Linked DNA regions of Mus musculus: regions 1 and 2 are each linked to region 3. A link is a loop called in an ENCODE intact Hi-C map of the cell type or tissue named here. Cell type or tissue: heart. All regions are shown on one strand.

Evidence for each region. A loop is a pair of places that touch in the nucleus more often than their neighbours do. Peaks named below come from ENCODE experiments on the same cell type or tissue, not always from the same donor. Only the 100,000 strongest peaks of a DNase experiment are listed, where the experiment ranks them.
Region 1: it touches region 3 in a loop (2.7-fold over the local background); 4 of 42 quality-filtered maps call a loop at or near these places.
Region 2: it touches region 3 in a loop (2.1-fold over the local background); 4 of 42 quality-filtered maps call a loop at or near these places.

What each region holds. Positions count from the first base shown.
Region 1 is chr10:75,126,852-75,134,851 of GRCm38, reverse strand. It overlaps Bcr (BCR activator of RhoGEF and GTPase), which reads right to left. Exons shown (of 23, transcript NM_001081412.2): 3 at 3,727-3,831; 4 at 3,168-3,353. Among named protein-coding and RNA genes, the nearest start is that of Bcr, 70 kb to the right of the region's middle. In heart, no CTCF peak of the experiment used is centred here; DNase peaks (open chromatin) are centred at 3,001 and 5,311.
Region 2 is chr10:75,250,832-75,258,831 of GRCm38, reverse strand. Specc1l (sperm antigen with calponin homology and coiled-coil domains 1-like) reads right to left here. Exons shown (of 16, transcript NM_153406.3): 6 at 891-964. Among named protein-coding and RNA genes, the nearest start is that of Specc1l, 43 kb to the right of the region's middle. In heart, CTCF peaks have their summits at 3,551 (motif pointing left) and 7,594 (motif pointing right); a DNase peak (open chromatin) is centred at 441; H3K27ac peaks cover 1,041 bases.
Region 3 is chr10:75,056,341-75,064,340 of GRCm38, reverse strand. It overlaps Bcr (BCR activator of RhoGEF and GTPase), which reads right to left and starts at 3,445. Exons shown (of 23, transcript NM_001081412.2): 1 at 2,031-3,445. The coding sequence starts at 3,315. In heart, a CTCF peak has its summit at 4,799; DNase peaks (open chromatin) are centred at 640, 2,050, 3,770, 4,760 and 1 weaker place; H3K4me3 peaks cover 4,424 bases; H3K27ac peaks cover 2,568 bases; H3K27me3 peaks cover 1,799 bases.

The DNA of each region.
Region 1 (8,000 bases), 71 kb before region 3:
GACGGCCTCTCTGGGAGGAGTCTGGAGCATTTCAGCTGAGGACCACTTTTGTGACTTTTCTTTCCTCTTGCCTAAGGGCTTACTTCTTCCAGGCATGAGAAATACTAAAAAATTAATTCTTACGTTTTTGGCAACCCAACGCTGGAACCGAATGATAACAGTAAAAACGGAGATTGCCAGTATGTCATTAGTATGCCGTGGGATGGACACGGATCCCTACGGTAGTCATTCTGTACCAAAAGGACGGGAGGAAATATCTGTCCAAGTCAAAGTAACCTGTCCCCTTCAGAAATCGTCAGTTCTAGGAACTGACACAGATAGAAGGAGCCTAGAGACATCATAGCCAAATACACGCAACACTGGACAGGCCTGGATTTTGAATCAGACAGGGATTGGGGGAGAGAATTTCAACTACAAACAAAACCTCATACACTGAGAATGAACTACAGGAAATGGGCACAGTTGCAATAACTCAAGAGTCCAGGGCTCTAGAACAGGTGCCAACAATGGAATAGGTACAGAGAACTCCTTGGGTCCTAGGACTCCCGAGGGGATTCTGGGCTAGCCTTGCTGTCGTCGGAAAGGGTGGAGAGTAAGGCTGTCTGTCCTGGGAAGTCCTCAGCACTCAGCTCAGGTTAAAAACACATGAGATAAGCCGGGCGTGGTGGTGCATGCCTTTAATCCTAGCACTCGGGAGGCAGAGGCAGGCGGATTTCTGAGTTCGAGGACAGCCTGGTCTACAAAGTGAGTTCGAGGACAGCCAGGGCTACACAGAGAAACCCTGTCTCGAAAAACCAACCAACCAGCCAACCAACCAACCAACTAATCAAACACATGAGATGCTCAGCAGACGGAATGGGGATTAACTCCCCTGCAGCATCTCATACATGCAGACAGCTGAAGAGCAACACAGAAACCATTATGTTCCAGCATCCCTGAGTTTTAGAAGACTGGGAAAGAAAAGTCCCTGAGTGGTTTCCAAATACTATTTTAGGGAGAGTGCTGGGTGTGCCGCCCCTCCCCCAAATCAGCACTACTCTTTGCTTTTCTGAAGGCTTCTGGTTGAGTCTGCTCTGCAAGGTTTAAACTTATTGACACATGGCAAGAAGAGAAAGGGAGAAGAGACCAGAGAGATAAGGAGAGCCAAGAGGACAGCCACACCCTGGACTGGGGCCAGTGGCCTCCTGCTACATAATCCTTTACTCAAGATTGAAACATTCCATTCTGCACAGAGTTCCTGGAGTAGGAAGGTAAACAACTCAAAACAGATTCAGGAAGTCCCTGAAACTGACCAGATTCACTAGGCCCCCTTCTGCCAAAGTAAACAATAAAAGCTGAGTTTCTTCTCTCAGACAAGCCAAGCTGCAAAGACTGTTTTTGAGACCAGACACAGAGCAGCTGCCTGGAAAAAAATCAGAAAACAGACAAGCTGCCTGGAAGAGGTTTAGAGCAACTGAGGTACCCTAAAAGGACACTCTGGGAACACTGGACAGTGTGTTCCAGGTTCTTAGCTTTTGTGAGCTCTTACCTGTGCTGGGCTGGCTTTGGTGATGCAGCTGTCATTGAGTCATTTCTGCTCCTCAACCAGACTCTTGTTAGTCACCCCTATAAAACTCCCTGGTTCACCAAGATGGACTTTGGTGATATCTATACTTTGGTTTGTTGTGGGATCTCTATCTGGAACAAGTGAGGCAAATAGGGTGAGTAGGGCGTGTGTGTGCATGTGTGTGTGTCTCCCCAGGAAAAATTTTGTCACACGATATCTGGATGTATGGTACTCAATAAGGTATGTAGCTATGGGTCATCTTCAGGAACCCTGCACTTACAGGGACTCCGCCTTTGGATCACTATCAAGCCTGAAGAACTTATTTTCTGTATGAGGAGAAGGTTACAAGCAAAGTGTGTGAGTGTGAGTGTGAGTGTGAGTGTGTGTGTGTGTGTGTGTGTGTGTGTGTGTATAAGAAGCACCAACAATCTAGGAATTAGGATCAGCCATCTTCAGAAACAGACCAGGGCCAGCATTAACTTCCTGTGGCTTTTCTAGGAGGGGTAACCTCTCTGCTGGGCAGTTCTGCCAGGAACCCCCTCTTTTCCTCTTCCTACCCTGTACTAACATCTCCCTGGGTACCTGGCAGATTTTTGATCAGTTCTAATCTACTGAGGACTTACAGAAATTCTAACCTGCTGTCTAACTCCTCTTGTCTTTTGGATTAACGGCCCCTTATGCTAGGCAGATGTACCCCTTTATGGCATATATAAACAAAGGACTCATTTAACCTTCCTGGTACAATCAATCTCTTTGAAAACAGTACCTGCCTTACAGGGCCGCCCCAGTGCAGGTAAGATGGTGTATGCCCCCTGGGCACACCATCTGCCCCTTCAGATCACAGTGGGACCCAGCTCTGTAGGAAGCAGCTTTGCTCACAGCATGTGGCTGTCACCTGATCCAAGCTTCTCTGTGGAGGTTCCTAGCTTCACACACTCCCTCTCTTTCTTCTCTTATTTACCAAGTTGGCCTAGGTTGGTCCCCTAAACTCCTGGGCTCAAACACTCATTGCTTCAGCTTCCCAAACAGCTGAACTGACATTTATATACCTCGCACCCAGACTCCAGCTTTGAATCACCTCGAGGCCTAATCCAATGTGATCACTATGAAAATAGCTGTTGTGCTGTATTGTTGAGGGGACAATACCAAAGAAACGCATATATGCAGCACATGCATAATTCTTTTTCGACACTTGGATAGTTCAATGTGCAGATGGGAAACCTGCAGATACAGAGGCTGACCTGTAACTAAGTCCCAGTGTGCTGTCTGTCATGTGTAGTCACCTCTCCACTAAGAGCCCAAGTCTGGCTGAGCTGGGCAGCAAAAACATTTTGGTCCCAAAGGCAACTTGATCTGTGTGGACACTGGGAACGCCAAGCAACACTGTAGGGAGCCAAGATCAGGACAACACACTTACTGGACTCCAGCTGGGCTGGCCACGTGTCCCTCCACCTCACCCTCCCAGAGGCCTGCCCTTTGGCACCAAAGGTACTCAGACACACCCCAGGCTCTCCCGATTGTCTCCTGAGTTATCTCCCTGTGACACATGTCCAAGGGACAAACCTAGTCCTTTGCCAGCTACGGCCACAGCCGCAAGCGCCAGCCTTTCCAAGCCACTCACCAGCTTCTGGAAGAGGTCCCCTACACGCTGCTGGTGGCTCCACTGCTGCACTCGGGGGAACAGCCCATCGTAGAACTCCTTGTGGATCTCGTAGAGCTCAGGCACTTTGAAGAAAATGGTCTCAATCTGCTGGCTGGTCAGCACAGGCTGAGAGGTGGTGGCAGCGGCTTTCAGAGGCTTCATGGGCTGGAGGATGGCACAGGTGAAATGGCTTCATTCATTCATTCACCTACCTACCTACCTTCATCTATCTATCTATCTATCTATCTATCTATCTATCTATCTATCTATCTACCTACCTACCTACCTACCTACCTACCTACCTACCTTGGTGTTGCAATCAGGTGCAGGTAGGAGCGTGGGCACGCTAAGAAAGACTAGTACTTTCCCACTAAACTACATGTCATCTCTATCATTTTCAAATTCCAATTGGAAAAAAAAGATTAAAAAAAGAGAGGGAAATCTTGACAATCGAGGTCCTCGGTTAGTATCTCCCAGCCCCTAGAGGAGTTCAGATCTAGACTGAGGTATGAGGTGAATTCCAGCGGGGTACGCTCACCAGCAGCAGGGCCTCCAGATGGCTCAGGTACGTCTCCTCGCTGGCCAGGATTCCGGACAAAACCCACTTTCTCATCTCCAGGCCCTTTTCCAGATCCAGCTCACTCTGCAGGGCAGAAGCAGAGACATCAGCTCCCTCTGAGGACAAACCCCCCAGAGACAGCCTACCAGGAAGGAAGAGGGAGGTACTAATAGCCCTGGCACCCATTCAGCCAAGCACCTGTAGTCGCTAGATACTAAAGTCTAGAGGGCCATCCAGTCAAGGGCCTCCCTTGGCCCCCACAAACTAGGAAATGGGAAGTTTCATGCTGAGCAGGCTACAGGGCCTCCTCCCCTTCTTGCCTTGTGCCTGGGACCAAGGAGTCTTGATCCACACATGGAAGGAAAAGGAGGCTCTGATCCAAAGTAGGCGTAGCACATGGGAAGCCCAAAGGTAGCTCCAAGAAGGGTGAGCTGGGGTCTATCAGAGCCTACTGCCCGGCCATCCAGATTCCTGCTATCAGCAAAAGTCTGCTGCTCCTTGCCTGATGTGTGCCTCAGCAGGATTCCCTGACTGTCCCTACCCCCTGGACCTTGGACCAACCAGGCCCCTAGGTAACACCACCTCCTCCCTCGGCATGCTGCCCTTCCTGTGACTGTGACCACTGCAGCTGTGTGTCATAGGCTCCTGCTTGTTGGGACAGGGGTAGGGTGGCCCCCAGGCTCAGGACTTTTGCCTGATTCTGCTTTCTTTTACTGGTAGGAGGGACCCTCTTACAAGTAGATTCTGGACAAAGTACCTAAGTCCATCAATTTCCCAGATAAAAACAATGGAGCTCTGCTGTTGACATGGTTGGGGGGCACAGCCTGCATAACCTGGGAGACCATGAGCCGATACCAGATTATGATGGCACTGTGGATTGCACCATGTCATGTCATGTCCTCCCCCCCCCCCCCCCCCCCCCCCCCCCCCGTTCCTACGTCCTAAGGCCCAATAGCCTGAGGATGTGACTGAATTAAGAGAAGCTGAAATGAAGACAGGGGGCGGATTCTAAGCCAGCATTCCATAAGGGCTGGACTATGTGTCTGTCACACAGAGAAGACGTTTGATCCAAGAGTAGTTATGTATAGCTATTCATTCATAGGTTCGGGAGAGAGGACTCAGAAGAAAACACCCCTGTAACAACTAGACCTCAGGGCTGGAGAGATGGCTCAGCGGTTAAGAGTACTGACTCCTCTTCCAGAGGTCCTGAGTTCAATTCCCAGCAACTGCACGGTGGCTCACAACCATCTGTCATGGGATCCAATGCCCTCTCTTTTGGTGTGTCTGAAGACAGCCACAGGGTACTCCCATATATTAAAAGATAAATATTTTTAAAAACAAAACAAACAAAACAACCCAACAACTAGACGTCAGCCTTGCAGCCCCAGCTCTGAGACAGTCCATTTTTGCTGTTTAACTGGAGCAGCTTGCGGTGCTCTGTTATGGCACGCCTAGCAGTCCAATAGTGGTGGTGGTGCCAAAGGCAACAGAAAGCGCTGCCTGATTTCCTGGCCACTCCCTGCTTCTCTCCCCAGCCACGAGTGATGTCAGAGGTTGGCCATGCCCATGGAACCAACCATTGTGTGGCACCCGGCCAATATGCCCCACCTACAGGCAGAGGCAGATGCCAGTTAGGGGAGGAGCCTGCATCCACGGAGGGTTTTGTGATGTTTAAAGGTCCCGCCCACTCCTGTTCTAGTTTCCTAGCCCAAGAGCCAACTCTAAACAGCCCTATTACTCCACCTCCTGATTAAAACAGGAGTGTTGACCTCTCTGCCCCTCTCCATGACTCATTTTCCTAAATCATTAGATGAAAAATGTGAGCAATGCTGACATTTGCAGCTGAGAGGTTCTCTCCTGAGAGCTAGTAGGCAATCCTATGCTCTACCACATCCAAATCCCCGGCCTCTACTTCCCACATAGGATGCCCACAAATGTCTCTGCATAGTACCTAGGGCTTGTAGAACCCCTAGTGACACTGACTGGGTTCAAGGAAGGACCTGACTGAGGATAGCTCAGGCCTCGGGGACGCTCTGCAGTTGGACATTAGGACCCCACTATGGACCTTGTGTCTTAATAACTCTGCTGGTCCTTTCAGCTCCCTAATCTGAAAGAGGGAAATATTTCATGGTATAGACTGCAGGTTCATCAAGAAGAGCCCAGAGTCAGGATTCAGGGTCAGAGTTGCAGAACCAGGGTTGTCCAGGGAGCCTCTGGCCACAGGACTTTATCACCTTGACATAAACTGTCTGTTGTCCTGCCTGGATCCCTAGGGCTTGTACCCCATTGCCACTGGTACATGATACATGGCGTGTGTGTGTGTGTGCCCATGCCTAAGCTGTGACAATGCAAATGTGTGTAGGTGGCAGCCACCACTCCAGGGAAATAACCCACCCAGATGGGTCCGTGCAGGTAACACCAGACAGTGCCTTCCACAGATAGGAGCCTCCAGGGCATAGCTGTGCCTGAACTTGAAACTTCCCGTGCTTGGAACACACAGTGCTCAATTAAGACTCATCATCAAATCTCAAAGACCTGGCTAGGTCTTAGTTTGGGGACTCATCTTTATGAAAGAAACCCCAAGGGTTCCTTCAGTGTCTCAGTGATTTAGCTGGGAAGCAAGCAGATCCCAGAAATCCAGGACTGTCAGCTGAGCTCCCTAAAGGCAGGGAGATGGGAAAATCCTATTGTGCCACTCAAGTTTGATAGGATACTGCCCCTGGTGCCCAGATATTCAAGATCTGATGGAGTGGTGTTCACTTCTTGGCCCAGTGTGATGACAGGTGATCAGAGAAGCAGCCTCCGTTTCTCTCTGCACACGCCTCCCACTGTGACTATATGATGCACCTATCCCACGCAAGGGAAGGGGTTAGGGAGATGGCAGGCCTTTGACAGTGGCAGCCGCCCCCAACATGTAGTCCTCCTTCTTTTCTAAGAACAATCTTGCTACCGTGAGCTCCAGGGAGATAGTGGGGCGCTGGGAGGTCAGCCGAACCGGCGGTGTCCCTGCCCAGCCTAAGATGCTGCTGCCTGCATAGATGGGAGCGTCTGGTGGAAGCGTGGTACCTCATTCCACCCACACAGTTTGGAAAGCTAGGAGGAAACACTGTGCAAGCAGAGGATACCCAATCCAGTTTCCCTTATTCCGAGGGTAAGGCCACCTGGCCCTGGGATGGTGCTGGGCTTGATGGAGACAAGACATGAGGAGTCTTCTTAGAGAATCTTGGGGATCAGAACAGTGCTGAAGGCATCCCACAAGCAGCAAGAGAGAAGAGAGCAGAGGACAGAGCGGGCACTGGCTGTTTACAACCCAAGCTGCACGCTCAGCCTTTTGTAATCAGGGCCCTACAGGCAGGGAGGTTCCTCCTAGGACAAAGCTGCAGGTAAAGGGCAGCTGAAAGCTGACTAAGAGGTAGCAAGAAGCCCTTATGCCTAACTTATGTCTGAGTTCAGAGACAGGAAACTAATGATGGATAGAAACAAACTGGACTCATGGTAACAAAGCAACAAATGTCACCAATGCCGAACCTTAAGTTAAGAGACAGGCAACTAAGAATAGTAGAAACAAACTAGACTCATGGTAACAAAGTAACAAATGTTACCAAGTCCACAGGTGAGCTGAGGCTGGTCCATTAGTAGGTCTTTAAAGACTCTTCCCAGGGGAGTTCACTGACCAATGAGGGTGCAGCGTTCAAAGTCAGCACAGCTGTTGATCAGGGGCTCTCTTCTAGTTTGAATAGTATCAGGGCTCTCTAAGTTATAGGCTAGATACTGTCCCAGAGCCCAGATTGCAATGGCTTGTAAGCCCAATTTGCACAGGGCCCAACATTCACAGGTAAACCAGTCCTCCAGAAGGGGTGATCCCAGCACACAGAACTGGCTCTATTCGTAGACACTGTCTCAACAAAGCCACCTGAGGTCTTCTTGCTGCTGCCACGGTAAGGGGTGCCAGGTCTCTGCCCCACCCCAATTCAACACCTAACTCCTTGGGGTGGATGCTCACAGAGAACCCCTGAAATCCCGAAGCTCCACCTAGCTTGTGTGTTGCCATGGAATCCCCAGGGAAGTTCTCTTAATGCTCAACAGCCCAAAAGGTACCAGGTTGGCAGCAGGGAGCAAACCAGGGTTTGGGAGGCAGAAGAATCTTAGGCAGCAGTGAAGGGTGTTTCTGGCCTCAAATCCACCACATTCCCTAAGGAACCTAAGAAGAGACATCAGAAAGCCAAGGGTGTGTCAGTCACCAGAGCCAAGAT
Region 2 (8,000 bases), 190 kb before region 3:
CTATTTTTAAAACAAAGCAACTCTTTATCAGTGAACTTGTTCTTAATGAGAGAAGATTTGCCATCTGATCCTCCTACTGAGGCATTAAGTATTCAGAGTGCTCAATAAATATTAATGAGGAAAAATTTTAGGCTACTCTTCCTCATGCAAGTTTCAAAGCAAGTGTTATGAAAATAAATATCATCAAAAATTTAGAGCTTTACCTCTGGAACTCTCAAGAAGGTATATAAATGGTATGTGAACCACACAGTAAAAAACTATAAATATCCTGACATCAAAAACGAGCAGGAAAAAAAAAACTAAAGTAAAGGAAAAGGAAGAGGAAGCCAGAAGAAAAACTGAACTTAGTGTAGGCAGACACAGTCATACAAAGAGGCATAAGGAACTGAGCACTCTGCCGCTTCCCACAGACAGAAGGATACGGGTGTGGCTGGGCGGAGACCTCTCCCCAGGGGCTTCACTTCCCCCAGAGCCACAGCTGGGCCTTGCCTGAGCCCTCTCATTCTCAAAGCAATTTTCTGGTACCCGCAGCTCCAACAACTGGGTCAGGACTCAGGGTCCATGATTAGCACTGTCCCTGCACATCTTAGCAGCATGGATGCTGGCAGCCAACCCAACTCAGAGAACACAGAAACCCCACATACAAACAGCCTGCTCTGTGATTTTAAAATCAAAAGTTAATAAACTTTATTTTTAAAACACATCTTTCCATAAATAACTACCAGTACATTCTCCTACTTTAAAAGCAGTGCCAGTCCCAATTTAAAATAATGGCACTTGCTTTCAGTCCAGTGTGGCTGATATCCTACCCTATCTACAGTCTAAAGTAACAGTACAAATGTCAGAATACCATGTTTTCTAGTGAGACAGCACATGAAGATTCATCCTACCCGAAGTCTCCTGTGAAGTGTCTTGATTTCTCTTTCCATGTCATGCTTTTGGTCTTGGAGTTTCTTAACTGTATCTGAAAAGACCACAAAGATTAAATATTTCTTTTTAAACCTAAAGTTCTTAATGATCTTAAATGTTCAAAAGAAATGACATAAAAAGAGGTGATAAAAATATGATCATCTAAATCGTTTCCCTATGCAGAAACTTGTTTACTTTCATCACAAAACTTAAAAGCATGAAAAGAATATTCAATCCAAGACTACAGTTTCTGCATCATTTCCTAAGTAAACTGGAAGCAATTGTTGGAAACATACATATTATTGGCACAACGCCAACCAAAACAGCATTGACTGCTATTAAATTGTCAACTTTTAATCACAGAAGTTATCACTCTAAACCGTGCAAGCATAACTCCCCTTTCACACTGGAATAAATTCCAGAAACATGAAATCAGTAAAATTATTTTTAACATTGATTGTAATATCCAGAGAGCTGCCAATTAATCTATGGAATAGTAGCACTAAATACAATAGGAAATTACATTCTCTGCTTGTAAGAAGTTCTGAGAAATGCCTCAGGAACATATCACGTTGTAACTGCTCTGCTGGACATCGGTCACACTCATTACTCTCACAGCTCAGGAATAAATCACTTCTCAGTTCTGCACCAGGAAAGGCAGTTATGTATGGAAATAATCCTGTACTAAGATTTTGCCTATTGATGCTATAGTTCTCTCCATTCTCAAACATAGTCTTTCTCTTCTCCCACAAATACATAAAATGAAAATCACTCTCAAATTCAGGACCTCATATGCTACACATAGGTTTTCAACCACTGAACATATCCTGGGTCATGATACATATTTTTTAACCCTTTTGTTTGTTTTTGAGACAAGATCTCATTCTGCTCACTATGTAGCTCTAGCTGTCCTGGAACTCACTATGTAGGTCAGCCTGGTCTTGATCTCACAGAGATCCACCCACCTGCCTCCCAATGCTGGGATTAAAAGTGTGGATCACTACATTCGGCTTTTTAAAAGTCAATTTGTGTGTGTGTGTAAAACAGAAAGAGAGGAGAGAAAGAGAGAGGGAGAGAGATTACTTGATTGTACACTTAAGTGAGCACAGGTAAAGAGGTCAGAGGACACCATCAAAGTTGGTTCTTCTCTTCCGCTATGGGTTCCAGGACTAAACTCAGGCTCGCATGACAAACACTTCTCTCATGAGCTCATGATATATTAAAAATGATACAAAGTAACTTCAGTTATAAGATATTAGTACAAACTATTATTAGAAGCAATAATATTTTCGAATGTTGGATAAAATGAGATAAAACAAGATAGATGTCTAATTCTAGCAGCCAGCAGTTAATGTCTCCACTGGACACAGTGCCAAAAGCAAGTTGAGCGAGGGAAGCAGAGTGACTTCTCTCCAACTTCGGAGGCTGCCCTGTGAGAAGCCTCCCTTAAGCTGGACAGACCACCCAGTCCGAAAGGCAAGTCCACACAATGAGAGGACGAGTCTATGGCCCTGTTCTCTGCTAACACAAACAGGGGAACCCTGAAGTCAGTGGGTCTGGCTCCTTGTCAGCTCAGGCATGGCTGGGTTCAGACATTCAAATACAAAGAATGAGGACAAAAACTGAGAACACTAGAAATTCCACTTTTTCTTTACATTCAGTCTACTCATGTATAAGAGTTTTTGTTATTTTGTTTTGATACAACATGCATTTAGCCCTTGGTGGCCTGCAACTTGCTACACAGTCTAGGTTGGCCTTAAAGTCACAACAATTCACCTGCCCAGGTTCAATTCTCAATACCCACACGGCACCTAACAACTGTCTACAACTCTAGCCCCAGGGTATCTGAGAAACATACACACACAGGTAAAACACTCATTCACTCATATTCTCATTCATATATATACATACTTGTAAAGGAAGACATAATTCCTCAGACTGCCAATTGTGTTAGGACTTGCTGTTAGGCCATGGCATCTTAGTCTTTGTAGCACTTTTGTTTGTTTTTTGTTTTGTTTGTTTGTTTTTCGAGACAGGGTTCCTCTGCATCACCCTGGCTGTCCTGGAACTCACTCTGTAGACCAGGCCTGCCTCAAACTCAGAAATCCACCTGCCTCTGCCTCCCAAGTGCCGGGATTTGTGGCACATTTAACTGCACTGGCCATCTTAGACTGGTTATAAAATTCTAATTTCTTCAGCTCTCTTTGTTCTTCTGGTCTCTTCTCCATCAACCTCCACATTCATGTCCACAGAAGGCACACAACCTCTCCTCTTAACAAGAACATGTGTTGCTACTGGTGTGCACACGAATTAGTGCCTGTCATTACTCCTTTTTACATAAAAGGAAAGCTGGCAGACAGGGACATATTTAAACAGCATAAATTGTACTAGGCAGGTCTTTAGGGCCGTGATTTCAACTTTATGATCACGGCCGTACTTTTCCTCTGAGACAGAAAGTTAAGAAATGGCAACACACTTCTCCTGAGATTGGAGGGGTTTCTAAGGTCTTTGGGTTTTTGGTAAAGACTACTGCTACTAGCACAGCCTATGGCCACACAAGGAGGAAGTATCACCTCAACTCAGGAATCTTCAAATGAGCTGCTTTCCTCTCCAGTTTCCCTATGTGAGCGACACTGCCACCTACTGTCTTCAATTCAAATCCTATCACAAACAAGAACTATTATCTCCTTGCTTTTAAATTACAGATTAAACCTCCATTTTTTTTTTTTTTTACAGAACTATTTTTATTCTAGAAATCTGACAAACTGCACTTGCATTATTATTCCATCTAACTTTCCTCTGAATAGTTCTGGAAACTGCCCTTCTTGCTTAGTAATGGGCTTCTTAACTGTCTCTCTTCCAATGACCTATCCCTGACAAACCAAGAGAAAGCCATGCTAGCTCTCATATGCCCACAATCATGCAGACATTACTGGGCAGTTACCATGGGCTCAGGCTCTGGCTATGGTCCTCTTGCAGACTTAATAAACTCACCCAGATCCCTGTAGCCCAAAAGCTCTCTGGGTACTACCATCAGCTGCTTCCATCTGGTCCAGCATTTCCCAGAAAATGAATTAAATATTATTTTCAGAGCAAAGGAAAAGTCAAGAGTAAATAATCTGTCACAAGAGATGGGCAATGTGTACAGAACCTGGGAGAAAATACAAATGGTTTTCAAATGAACTATAGAGTTTTACTTTATTTTTTAATTTTGTCCAAATCTTTATTCTCCCATTCTCCAAAAAATGTGGCTATAACTTTTTTCTTAATTCTAAAAGTAAGACATGTTCACAATAAAACAATGAAGATAGAAGTTGTAAGGAAGTAAGGTTGCCTTGATTTGCATTTGACTTACATCCTTCTAGATTTGTGAGTGTGTACCATTTGGTTTGGGTTTTTGTTTGAACTTGGTCTTGCTGTGTTGCCCAGGCAAGCCTTAAATTCCTGCAGAGGCTCAAGACATCCTTCCTACCTCGGCAACATACTACATGGGACTAGAGATACACTACCACATCTGCCTGGTTTTTTTCTTTATTAAGCACAATGAGATTATATTTGTACTGTTTCATAAGCCTGCAGCAAATAATGGACTCCATTATCAGTAAATCCAGATGTGTAGTAGGATCTAGATGGCCCCAGAGTAATTTATTAAAGTAACATATCAGAATTTGTTTTCAAAATCTCCTTTTAACAGACTTAACATAATTTCCAACTTTAAAATACAGCGAAGTCATTACACAACTGTTCAGATATTATGTGGAGGAAAGTTCCAAAGGTAGAAATGATGAAGGGTCCTTTGCAAGTACCAACCTAAGCTAATTCAGTGTACACTAGAAGGGTATACCTCAAGAACACTGTTAAGTTTCTTGGGTTGTCTGTCTGTTTGTTTGTTTGTTTTGAAAGGTTATCAGTTCACTTATGGTTTAACAGCACAATGAAGTCAGCATTTTAAAGGATCACTGTATCTGGCTGCCATTCTCATGTCATGTTACATTTGAAGCTTTAAGTGGTTCTAAAGTACAGACATGCACTGCAGCTGGCTTATTTCATCTTCTAGCCAGTGTACTGAGCTCTGTCCATTCCATCCTCACTGGCATAATGGCAATGAAAACGGGAACTCACACTGTGTACACAAGCTATGTACTAGATTACAATTATTGAAAGTGTAGATTGTGGGACTAGAGAGATGGGTTAGCAGTTAGTTAAGAGCAGTGGATGCTCTTGCAGAGGATCCAGGTCCTGTTCCCAGAACCAACATGGCAGCTGAGAACCATCCATAACTCAGTTCCAGGGGATTCTGCACCCCTTTACGAACTCTCAGGGCACAAGATACACACAGTGCACTTACACACATACACACACACACACTCACAAACCTCATACACATAAAATAAAATATATCTTTAAAAAATATAACAGACTATTTCCAAGTTTTGTGGTGACAAGCAGTTCTGCGACAAGCCCATATGCACATCTATAATCCTACAATGCTGTTACTAAGGACAGGTTCCTTGAAGTGAACTGCTGACTCTTTTAATAAAATTTTGTATCAACATCCTTAGAAAGATGCAGCAATCATACTCTTCTTAATGGCACATAAGAATATTCTTCCTTCTTCTTGCTTGCTATCAATCTTTTAATTCTTTCACATATGTTTAATGAATACTGGCATTGTTTTCTTTTTATTTCTTTTCCATGCCAAGTATCTGACTTTTTCTGATTTGCCTATTTATATACTTTTAATATGAAAACGTGTGTGTGTGTGTGTGTGTGTGTGTGTGTGTGTGTGTGCCCTTTCTCTTATTCCCTTGAGACAGGGTCGCTCCCAGAACCAAAGCTTGCTACTTCAGTTAGGCTGGCCAGCCAATCTGCTCTCTCAAGCATGCATAGCCATGTCCAGTTTTCTGTTTTCTTTTCTGGGGTTCAAATTCAGGACCTCGTATTTACAGAGTAAGTTCTTACCCACTGAGCCAGCTCCCCAGACTCAACTCGGGGACATCACTCCGCAACTGCAGGTGTCACTGTTCACCCACAGGCTTCTCTGGAACAGCAACTAGTAAAGGCTCTGCAATGCCACATTAACAGGAGGACTGGACCCTAGCCAGTGCTGGGAGGGGTGTCCAATTCACAGCGGGGTCTAACTTACTTTTCCCTCCATGTGGTTCTCTCTCCCAGACCACACGGTAGCCTACCATTCTGGAGACACAATCCACTTCCCTTTCTGACACCAAGGTCATTCAAAGAACCCTGGCATCCAATTCTACTCCTTTATCCACAAGAATCTGAGCTCAGAGGCAAATAAGCAAAGCAGACAGGTACGTGGGGGACCTCAGTCCAGTGGCCAGTCCTGAGCGGGCAGTTCTGGTAACATGATCCCTTCCACGCAGAGCCTGCTGGGAACATCATTCCTCTGAGCCTCACTGTTCTCCTGGACAGCAGGCTTTTCTGTTCTGATTTACTCCCCCCACCTCTGACTATGCTTTCTACACTTCACAAGTTACTCAGAATTACTCATCCACTCGCACTCTCAGCATTAGCACCACTGAGGCTTCACACTTCATCCCTAGTCTTCTTTTACGGAAAGGAAGGGCGTGGGGGTCTGAAGCCGTGTTCTGAACCGAAGTTCTGAGTTTACATGGCACCTTTCTACCTTAAATGCTAAGGCGTTTACACTTGTTCTGCTTTGTAGTTTTTATTTCTCTGCAGTTTCCCACTTGTCCCTTCAATCTGTCTTCTCCTCCACATACTTGAGCTCAGGAGTGGTTGTAAAGTCCTACATACCAATTCCAAGGTCAGGAATTTATCTTGGGGTGACTGAGGAGCGACTACTATTGAAATTATAAGGCCTTTTTGGGAGCTGACTAGGAGGTTCTAAGCTTGTTAAAATATTCCACAGAAGAAATCTTGCTTTCTCAAACAACAAAAATTCATGTATCATTTGCTGGGTTAACTCCAAATGTGAGAATTTTCTAGAAAAAAAAATTAACTGCCATCAAATTCCAGAGAAAAAGTAACTGCAATATAACACTAGAGATCTAACATAAAGTATAAAATTTGTTTAGACACTGGTTATTATTTAAGAGAGAGAGGTATAGTATACACTTATTATCTTATAACTGTAGAAACTAAGAGGCACAAGGGTCATGAGTTTAAAGCTGGTCTAAGATAAATAAAAACCCAAATAGATGAATATCTAAGGCTAGGAGAAAGCTTGCTTAGCATGAGGTCCTGGATCAGTCTGAAGGACTATAAAAAAGGAGTTACTAAAACCTGGGAGTAAACAGTGCTATAAAGAAACATTTTGATGACAGCTAGAGAAATCTAATTATGAACTATTAGTTGATACTAGAAAACTAAGAATAATTTTGCTAGAAGTGCTCAGTAAAATCTTCTTTTAGGAATCACATTTAAATATTTAAGAATTAAACATCATAGGGTTAGTATTAAGTAGTTCAACATATACATACAAAGACAATAGCACTAGGTAATAATTATTCTTCTAATACTAATGTACATTTGAACTTTTCATCTTAAAAAATTGTAAAAGAAGCTATATAAATTTTTTTAATTACTCTTGGTTTTTTGTCATTTTCTAGTTAAAATCCATATGTGAAAAATGAATGACTTGTGATGTTCTGTCCCCAAGATCTTCATCATTTAACATCTTCCTAGCTAATGCTCCAGTTACCACAAGATGTCACTCCTGCCCATGAGCAAAACCACAAGGACTAACTGCATGGGAAACAGGGCAGTACCAGTGTACCCAACGGACAGTACAAGGAGCTTCCAAAGTCACTCTGGAATTGTCTGGAAAACTTAAACACTTCTTACAGGCAAGAAGAAAAATTACCCCGCCCCTCTTTGAAGCTTTATAAAGTACTACTGGTTGGGGGAAGAGGTGTTCTCATCAGTAGGATAACTACAGGTGACTCAACTATATGCCTATAAATAGCCCAAATTAAAAAAAAAAAAATCCACCCACATTCCTGTAAGTAACCCTAGCAGAACTCACAAGTGCACACACTAGCTGAGAAGAGGAAGGGAGAAGCAGGAGGTAGACAACAGGGTAATGTGATCATGGTCAAAATATA
Region 3 (8,000 bases):
CAGCACTTGGGAGGCAGAGGCAGGTGGATTTCTGAGCTCGAGGCCAGCCCGGTCTACAGAGTGAGTTCTGGGACAGCCAGGGCTACACAGAGAAACCCTGTCTCGAAAAACCAAAAAAGAAAAAAATATAATAAAAGAAATGACCTTGCACGCCATTGGTTGGGAAGCTAACCTGTCTCCCTCTCAGGGCCCACCTCCTTCTCATCCTGCTTTTACCTACTCAGACTTGCACTACGTTTGATTATGTGGCTGGCAGCATGGTCATTTCTACGGTAGGTATAGGAAAGGCTAGGCCCCACTTTCTGGAAACTTAGAACTCCCTACCGGCAAGAGAATATCAGACTGGTCTCCGTGGAAGCCTCTCCGTGCTCTTTATGAGAAATGCCCCCAATCACTAGAGCACCAAAAGCCAGCTCAGATGAGTTCACCTCAAAAACAGCTGGCTGGATGTGGCTGGTGCCCAGTAATCACTGGGCAGTCCTCCAGACCTGAGAGGAGCTGGCTGCTGTGCCTCCAGAGCAAATGTCTGACTCTCACAGCTCCTCATCCCTTCCTCCGAGACAAGGAACGCAGCTGGCCCAGGGTAGAGGCAGGTAGGTCCAGCTACACACAGCATCAACCCAGATGGAAGGAAGATCAGCAGCGGGAGGCTGCTGAACAGGACAGGGTGCTGGGCACAGAAAGGCAGCTTAATAGCGCCAAAAATAGCCTCGCTTTTTATCAAGAGGATTCTGACAAATGAAGCACGTGCAACTCCATCAGCAAGAGGGGGGGAAAAATCAGTGAAGCAAAAGACCAGATCAGCTCAAATCAACAGAGGCAAAGACGCCAAGAGATTCCTGACAGCTGTACACCCCCAAGTCCTATGCCTGCCGGCACCCCTCCCACCTCACTCCGATTGAAAATTCAGCCTGGACCTTGAACCCATAACCTCTTCCCATTACCCCACACACCCAACGGTGGCTGTGTGCAGCCGAGAAGTTATGGTTTATCTTAGCGCTAGAGTCAGACCATAGATTAGGAGACTCAAACAAGAACCTGTTGAATAAACTGGTCAGTGGTGGCACACTTTAATCCCAGCACTTGGGAGGCAGAGGCAGGTGGATTTCTGTGTTAGAGGCCAGCCTGGTCTACAAAGTGAGTTCCAGGACAGCCAGGGCTACACACACACACACACAAAAACCCGTCTTGGAAAAAAATAAAAAATAGAAAAAGAACCTGTTGAAAGCTCACCCTTGAGAAAATGAAGTGGGGCAAGAGCACGCTGGAAGACCAGAAAAGAAGGTGGGGTCTGGAGACCTAACTCAGAGGTGTAAGAATGCCTTGAACTGGCACAGCACTGGGTTTGAAAAAGAACGACAGACAAAATTCAGTGGCAGTTGATGGAGGAGTCTACAGGTGAGTAATGATGGGTAAGACCTGTCCAAGCCAAATCAGTCAGGATGGTGTGGGATTACCTCACGTAAGATCTTCAACCTCTTGCTTTTCAGTAGCCCACTGAGTCACAACTTCTGCTTCCTTTCCTCACCTGCTCACTGGCTGACAAGTGAATCTGACACATCTAAGCCCTCAGGCAGCTTGCACATCTTGGGTTCCCCCAACGTGTCATATTACCACTCCAAGACCAGAACAACCAGGTGGCGGGTTGTGGAGAGCCTGCACAGATCACCTTCTCCCCCTCACACACCCCCCCCCCGCGCCCCACTCAAGGAGTTAATCCAGGTGGCAGAGATGACCGACTTTGTGGTCCAGCTTGGAGAGGGCACGTGGCCATCTCTTTCCCAATACTTCCGCAAAACCCACCTTGCTCTAGATCTAGACCCAAGAGAGCACACCACCAGCCATTCCCTTCTATTCCCCCACCCCCATCCATTCCCCTTCAGGAAGAAGGGGGTGGAGTCAGTTCAGGCGCAGGGCCAAAGAGGCACAAAAGCACTTGAAAATCACTCCAAAAAGTACCCATTTTCTCCCATGCCAATCTACTTCAAGAGTCCAGAACAGGTCCAAGTATGCCCACACAAGGCACTCACCTGCTTCCCCTTGAAAGGTGCTGTCCCCATCACTGGGCCAGATCTGCCCAGTCTTGCGGACACCCACGATGGTAGCCTCAGACACCACAACCTGGCACTGCCGGTGCCGCTTCTGGCACTGTGGCGTCGGGGGGCTGCTGCTGTCAAAGGACTGCTGCGAATTCTGCGAGGGTGAGCGGCTCTTGTCCCGGAACATGCGGTAGGTGGTGGGGCTTGGTGACACGCGGCTGGACTGGCCAGAGGAAAAGTCCTCCTCGCTGGAGGTGAGGTTCTCGTTGGAGCTGCAGTCCGGCGTGTAGCCACCTCCGCTGTCCTCGAAACTCCGAGGCGAGTAGGACCTGCGAGGCCAGGTTAGGCGTTTCTCCTGCTCTGAAGTGCTCTGGCTTCGCAGGAGAGGGCTCTTGCCCTCCCCTTCCACCATCATGCCTCCGACATAGATGCTCTGGTAGGGTTGGTACTCCAGGGGCGGCCAAGGGGGCCTGTTGCCGCCGTTGGCATTTATTAGGTTGTCCTTCAGGAAGCGGGGATTCAACTCTGCATCCTCATAGTCACCGTCAAGGCCGCAACTGCTTTCCGAGGAGCGCCCACGGTAATGGGGTCTGGGTGCTTCCCCCAGGCCCTGCCCGGCGCTCTGCTGGGACTTCTTGCGCTCCATTTGCATGGCCTGGCTGCCCAGGGAACTGATTCGGTCGGACACCTCTTTGTCGTTGACCTTCACCAGGCCGCGCTCGTGGTGGAACTCGACGTTCACGTAGAAGGGCTTCTCGGCGTCGGCAGAGCCGGGCTGGGCAGGTCCCTTGCGGATCTTCTCGAAGTTGGATCTGAGCGCCGCCACGCTGGTGGGGGGCCCTCGGTCGTCCCGGTCCGCCGATGCAGCAGCCGCTGGCCTGCGGGCGGACGCTGACCGCCCCTTACTCGGTGACCCCTCTCCGTCCGGCCGCGCCTCGGACTCCTCGACGGGCGCCGGGTCTGCGCCGTCGGCGGGCGCGGGCGGCGGGCGCGGGGCGGACGCTCGGGGCTCGGCGGCGCCGTCGGGGGGCTGCGCTGCACGGCGGAAGCCCCAGCGCTGCCGATCGTAGCTCTTCTTCTCCTTGGCCAGCAGCGTCTGCAGGTAGATCATGCGGAAGCGCTCCTGGTTCACCTCCTGCTCCAAGCGCCTAATGGAGGCCTTGCAGCGCTCCAGCTCCTGCTCGATGTCACCCACCGAGCGCAGCTCCATGCGCGGCGGCTCCGAGTCCGGGAACTGCGCCCTCCACGCCTCGGCGAAGCCCACCGAGTCCACCATGGCGCGGCCGGCTCACCTGCGCCGCCGAGCTGCGCGCCCGGAGTCCGGCTCAGCGGCGGCGCGGCGTTCTCACCGGGCCCGGGCTGGGGAGCCCGGTGGCTCCCATGGCCCCGCGGATGCGGCGGCGAACAATGCCCGCCCCCGGGGGCCGCAGGTGAGGTGGGAGGCTCGGCGGCGGCGGCTGGGGGTGGGGGGCGCGCGCGGGCGGGGGGAAGGGCGCGGGGTTGCGCACGCCGCTATTGTGTGCGGGGCTCCGCAGCGCGCGCGGCGGCGGCGGGAGCCGTCCTCCGCAGAGCAGGCCCACCGCCGGCCCACGGCCGCAGCCCCGCGGGCTCCTCGCCTCCGGTTCCCGCGCCGCCCCGCCCCGCTCCGCAGCTTTCCGGGCAGGCGCTCCGCTCGACACGGCCAGCTCTCGCCGCACTCCCGCCCCGGCCCGCACTCAGCGCTGCAGGAAGGGGAGGACCGGGGGGCGGTGGCCGCGGAGCGGCTGACGGGGCTGGGCGCGCCTCTTAAAGGGGCCGCGCCGCGGGAAGAGCGTTGGGTCCTTAAATCGGACCCGGGACGGCTGCTAACCGGTCTGATCCCCTTCTGTACACAGAGGCGCCCCAGACCGGGTGATTCGAAGCGATCCTTTCACCACGGAGACTCTCATGCCTGTTTCCTCTTTTCTGCATCCACCAACCTCGGTGCTGACCGCACCAATGAACACCCAGCAGGGCCCAAACTATTGAGAAATCAACCGGGGCAGGTCAACGGTGCAAGCCAACAGCCCGGGTGCTAGCCAGTGAACCTCTGGTGCTGGAGGTGGGTGATGAAGCTTCACAATGGCCACTCAGTTGTCACCGGACTCCTTACACTGAATGATAACTTAGGAATGTCTCCCCATCTGTTCGGTCAACGTATCTCCCTTCCTGAGTAATGACTTTTGACCTCTGGAGGCCAATGTAGTATTTTCGGGGTCTTTTTCTTTCTGTGAAAGGATCGCACACCTCCTTCTCAGCAACAGAGCTGGTGGAAGACAGGAAATCTTTAATGGCTCCCAACGAAGCTTAGGGATCTGAGGCACTTAGCAGAGATGCTCTCTGCAGGAACTCTCCAGAATACAAAATGAAACCCAGGCCAGCCTGCTGGGTGAGGTGAAAGGCAATAGGATTTGGCAGCTGAAGAACAGCTTCAATTTTGACCACTTCTCCCATCTCCGTGCCTCAGTTTCCCCGAGCTCTGAGATAAAACCAGAACACCTGCTTCCACAACTGTTATTTCCTTGGTTATAAACTGTTATCATGCTTTTCTAGAGAATTAGAGCCCAGCGCCAGCAGCCAGATCAGCAGGGCCTCCCTGACTTAGGCCGGGATTCTCTTTCCGGCCCTGGAACTCGCTTCCATCCAGCCTGTTGTCTGCACCTAGTAGGGTTCAGTTTGTGTTAACGTTGGTAGGGCTGGCGAGTCTTTGGAGCCCCGCTCAGGAACTCTGTGAGCGCTGTGCAGCTCGCTGCTGCCCTCTGTAGACATTTTTAATCTCTTGTTCCTTCCTTCCCCGCCTACCTCTTGCCCAGCAGGCAGTAAACAACGCAATTGCAGAGAAGAAATAGTTTTGCTGGTGACTTGACTTCTGAGCTTTGAAACAAAAACAAAGAGAGAGAGAGAGAGAGAGAGAGAGAGAGAGAGAGAGAGAGAGAGAGAGAGAGAGAGAGAGAGAGAGAGAGAGAGAGAGAGAGCAGGCATCCCAGAAGCACAACAGTGAAGTACTTCCTTGGTAGAATGAGCAAGTTAAAAAGCCTGATCCTCGCTGGGGGCGTGGCTCAATGGTAGAGGTCTTATTTGGTAAGACATGGATTAATCCCTAACAGTACATAAAAAGGAGAAAGACACAGACAGATAACACACACACGGGGAGGGGGGGGTGGCGGAGGGGACTGGGGCAGAGAGACACAGAGACAGGAGAGAGACAGAAGAGAGATGGAGACAGAGCACAGAGACAAACAGGGACAGTGACACACAGATACAGGGAGGAAAGAGACAGAGGAGAGAGAGAGGGAGGGGAGAGAGAACGGAGAGAAAAAAAAGCCAAAGCCGTGACCTCACAGGGTCACAATCAATACTAGCTGCCGCCCATAATGATCTGATGGGCTCATTCAATAAGTGAGCCAGGCAGGCGAGACGAGAAGAGCTCAGGCCTCTGGAACCCTATTTCCTGGCCATCTGAAAAAAGGAGACTCTTCCAAAGACTACATTCTTCTTCTTCTCCCCCCCCCCCCCTGTTGACTGGGTCCTTAAGTTCCCAGTAGGCTTGGTAGGGCCCATATAACCATTAATGTGTGGAACAGCAATTAGTACTTTGGTGGGAGAGGGTGCTGCCATTCATCCATATGATAATTTGTGCAGAGTTTTTGGTGTGTGAGGTGCTGGGAGTTGGAACCCCGGGACCTGTTAACACGCTCAGCATCCGCTTTGCCACTGAACCACACTCCTCCCTCTCCCTCTCCTGTAAATATTTTCCATGTACTCAACCGTTCATTTATTTTGAGATGAGGGCCCATACTTCTGGACTCAAGTGATCCACTTCTGGCTGCGGCCTCCTGAGCAGCTGGGACTATGTTTATGCGCCCGCATGCTAGCTTTTAATATTTTATAAATAAATAAATTTGCTTTTAAAACTCAGAAGCTGTCCGTTGGGTTTTGCAGGCTCTGTTCTCTTGACATAGCAAAGTGCTCGTTGAGTACAAGGGCACAGCCAGATAGTGGTCCCCCCCCCCCCCCCCCGTCAGACAGCCAAGGAAAGCCTTTCATCCTCAGGACCACCCTGGCTAACACTAAGCTTCTGGTTCTTTTCTGCACAGAGCCTCTCTCCTCTCCCTTCCTCTCCTTTCCTATAGCGCGTTCTCATCATCTGTCCTTCACTAGCAGGACAGGGTAAGGAGAGGCGTAAGGATCATCCATACTACAGTCTATCTCATCCTTCCAGAGTTTGTTTCTGCTAGGTCTTAACTTTGCAAGCTTTCAGATTATTTGTCAGCAAGTAGTGGACAAATTGGGATATATGTATGGCCCAGAAGAAGCACAGCCAGCAGAGATGTGTGTGTGTGTAAGAGAGAGAGAGAGAGAGAGAGAGAGAGAGAGAGAGAGAGCGAGCACAAAAGACAAACAGACTGAAAGAGAAGGCAGGCAGAGCTGGGTCAGCAGAGAATAAGGCAAAAGTTGGGGAAGGGCTAGCCTGGACAAGGTGACAGTGGGCTAGGGCCACAGCTAGGGCAGTGGGCTAGGGCTATAGCAGATGAGATAGAGAACAAGAAAGAGGCTTCAGAAAGTAGCTATTTGAGGAACAGCTAAATTAGGAGATGAGGTCGGTGTGGGGAGCAGGAGGTAAGATCATAGGTAGGCTTCTATATCCCTAAGAGACTTAGGCTTCATTTTAAAGGCAAGTCAAGTCACCAAATGGGCCTTATGCATGGTCCAGAACTTCCCGCCACAGTCAACGTTTTAAAATCTGTGTACCTTCTCCATGTGGATCCCAGGCACTAAAACGTTGGCTTCAATGGATCAAAGAGCAGAATGTCGAATTGAACTTCAATGGATTTGTACTGAAGTGCTCCCGGCAGCTGCTAGGTCAGCGGTCCACACAGTAAGCAGAAAGAGACCTGCCTGATATGTTTGGGTGGGAGAGTTAGATGACATAGCAGTAAGAACCGGTCTGTGGCAGCTGTCTATGGAGAGAGAAGCTGCTGACTTAGACTAGGTTGGAAGTAAGGTGACTGGGAGAGCGTGATAGTTTGCAAGTCCATTTTAGGAGTGGAGCCCATAGGACTTGTAAGATGGGTTGGGTGTGGGAAATTAGGGAGAACGATCAGTCATGGGGGTCTGACTGCAAGGAGAGGCAGAGAATCCTATGTGAGATTTCAGGTACCCAGTGCTCATCTTTGGTTCCAAACAAGTATGCATCACCATGCTTGGTTTATTTGGTGCTGGGAATTAAACCTAGGCAGGCAGACAGACTGAGTCCAATAGTAGAGGGCTTACTAGCATATGCAAGGCCCTAGGGAGGTGGCTCTCAACCCGTGGGTAACTATGAAAATACATCCTGCATATCCGATGTTTTGCATTATGAGATTGATAACAGCGGCAAAATTACAGGTACGAAGTAGCAGTGAAAATAATTTTATCACCAGAACATGAGGAACTGTATTCAAGGCATTAGGAAAGACAGGAACCACTGCCCTAAAGTGAACGTCCGGTACAGTGAAGAAAAAAAATAAAACTTTATTTCTCCTACTCTACCCAATCATCCTCCCTATCTCCACCCCTGCGGGAGGCCGGAGAGGACTCTCTCTCTTTTAAGCGGGATGTGGCTGTGTTACCCATCTGTTATCTGTCATGTGATCCGTTGTCTTCAGGGGAGATAGAAGCAACAACAGCACCAATTCTCTCTGCTCTGTTTGCTCACGCTGTGCTGAACAGTGCATGGCTGGTGGACTTCCCACAAGCTTACAAATCCCTCGTCTATAGTAGGCAGCAGGGATCTCGGTAGGGTAGCCTTGCCAAGTAGGCAGTGGGCCTTCTTTGGAGCTGCTGGCCTGGGTTCCCAATGACTGAGCAGGACTCTCATTAGAAGCAGCTCCACCCACCTTTTGCAGGATCAATTATTCATGAAGCTTCTGAAGCCAGGCCTGTCTGTGTAATCTGTTGTCT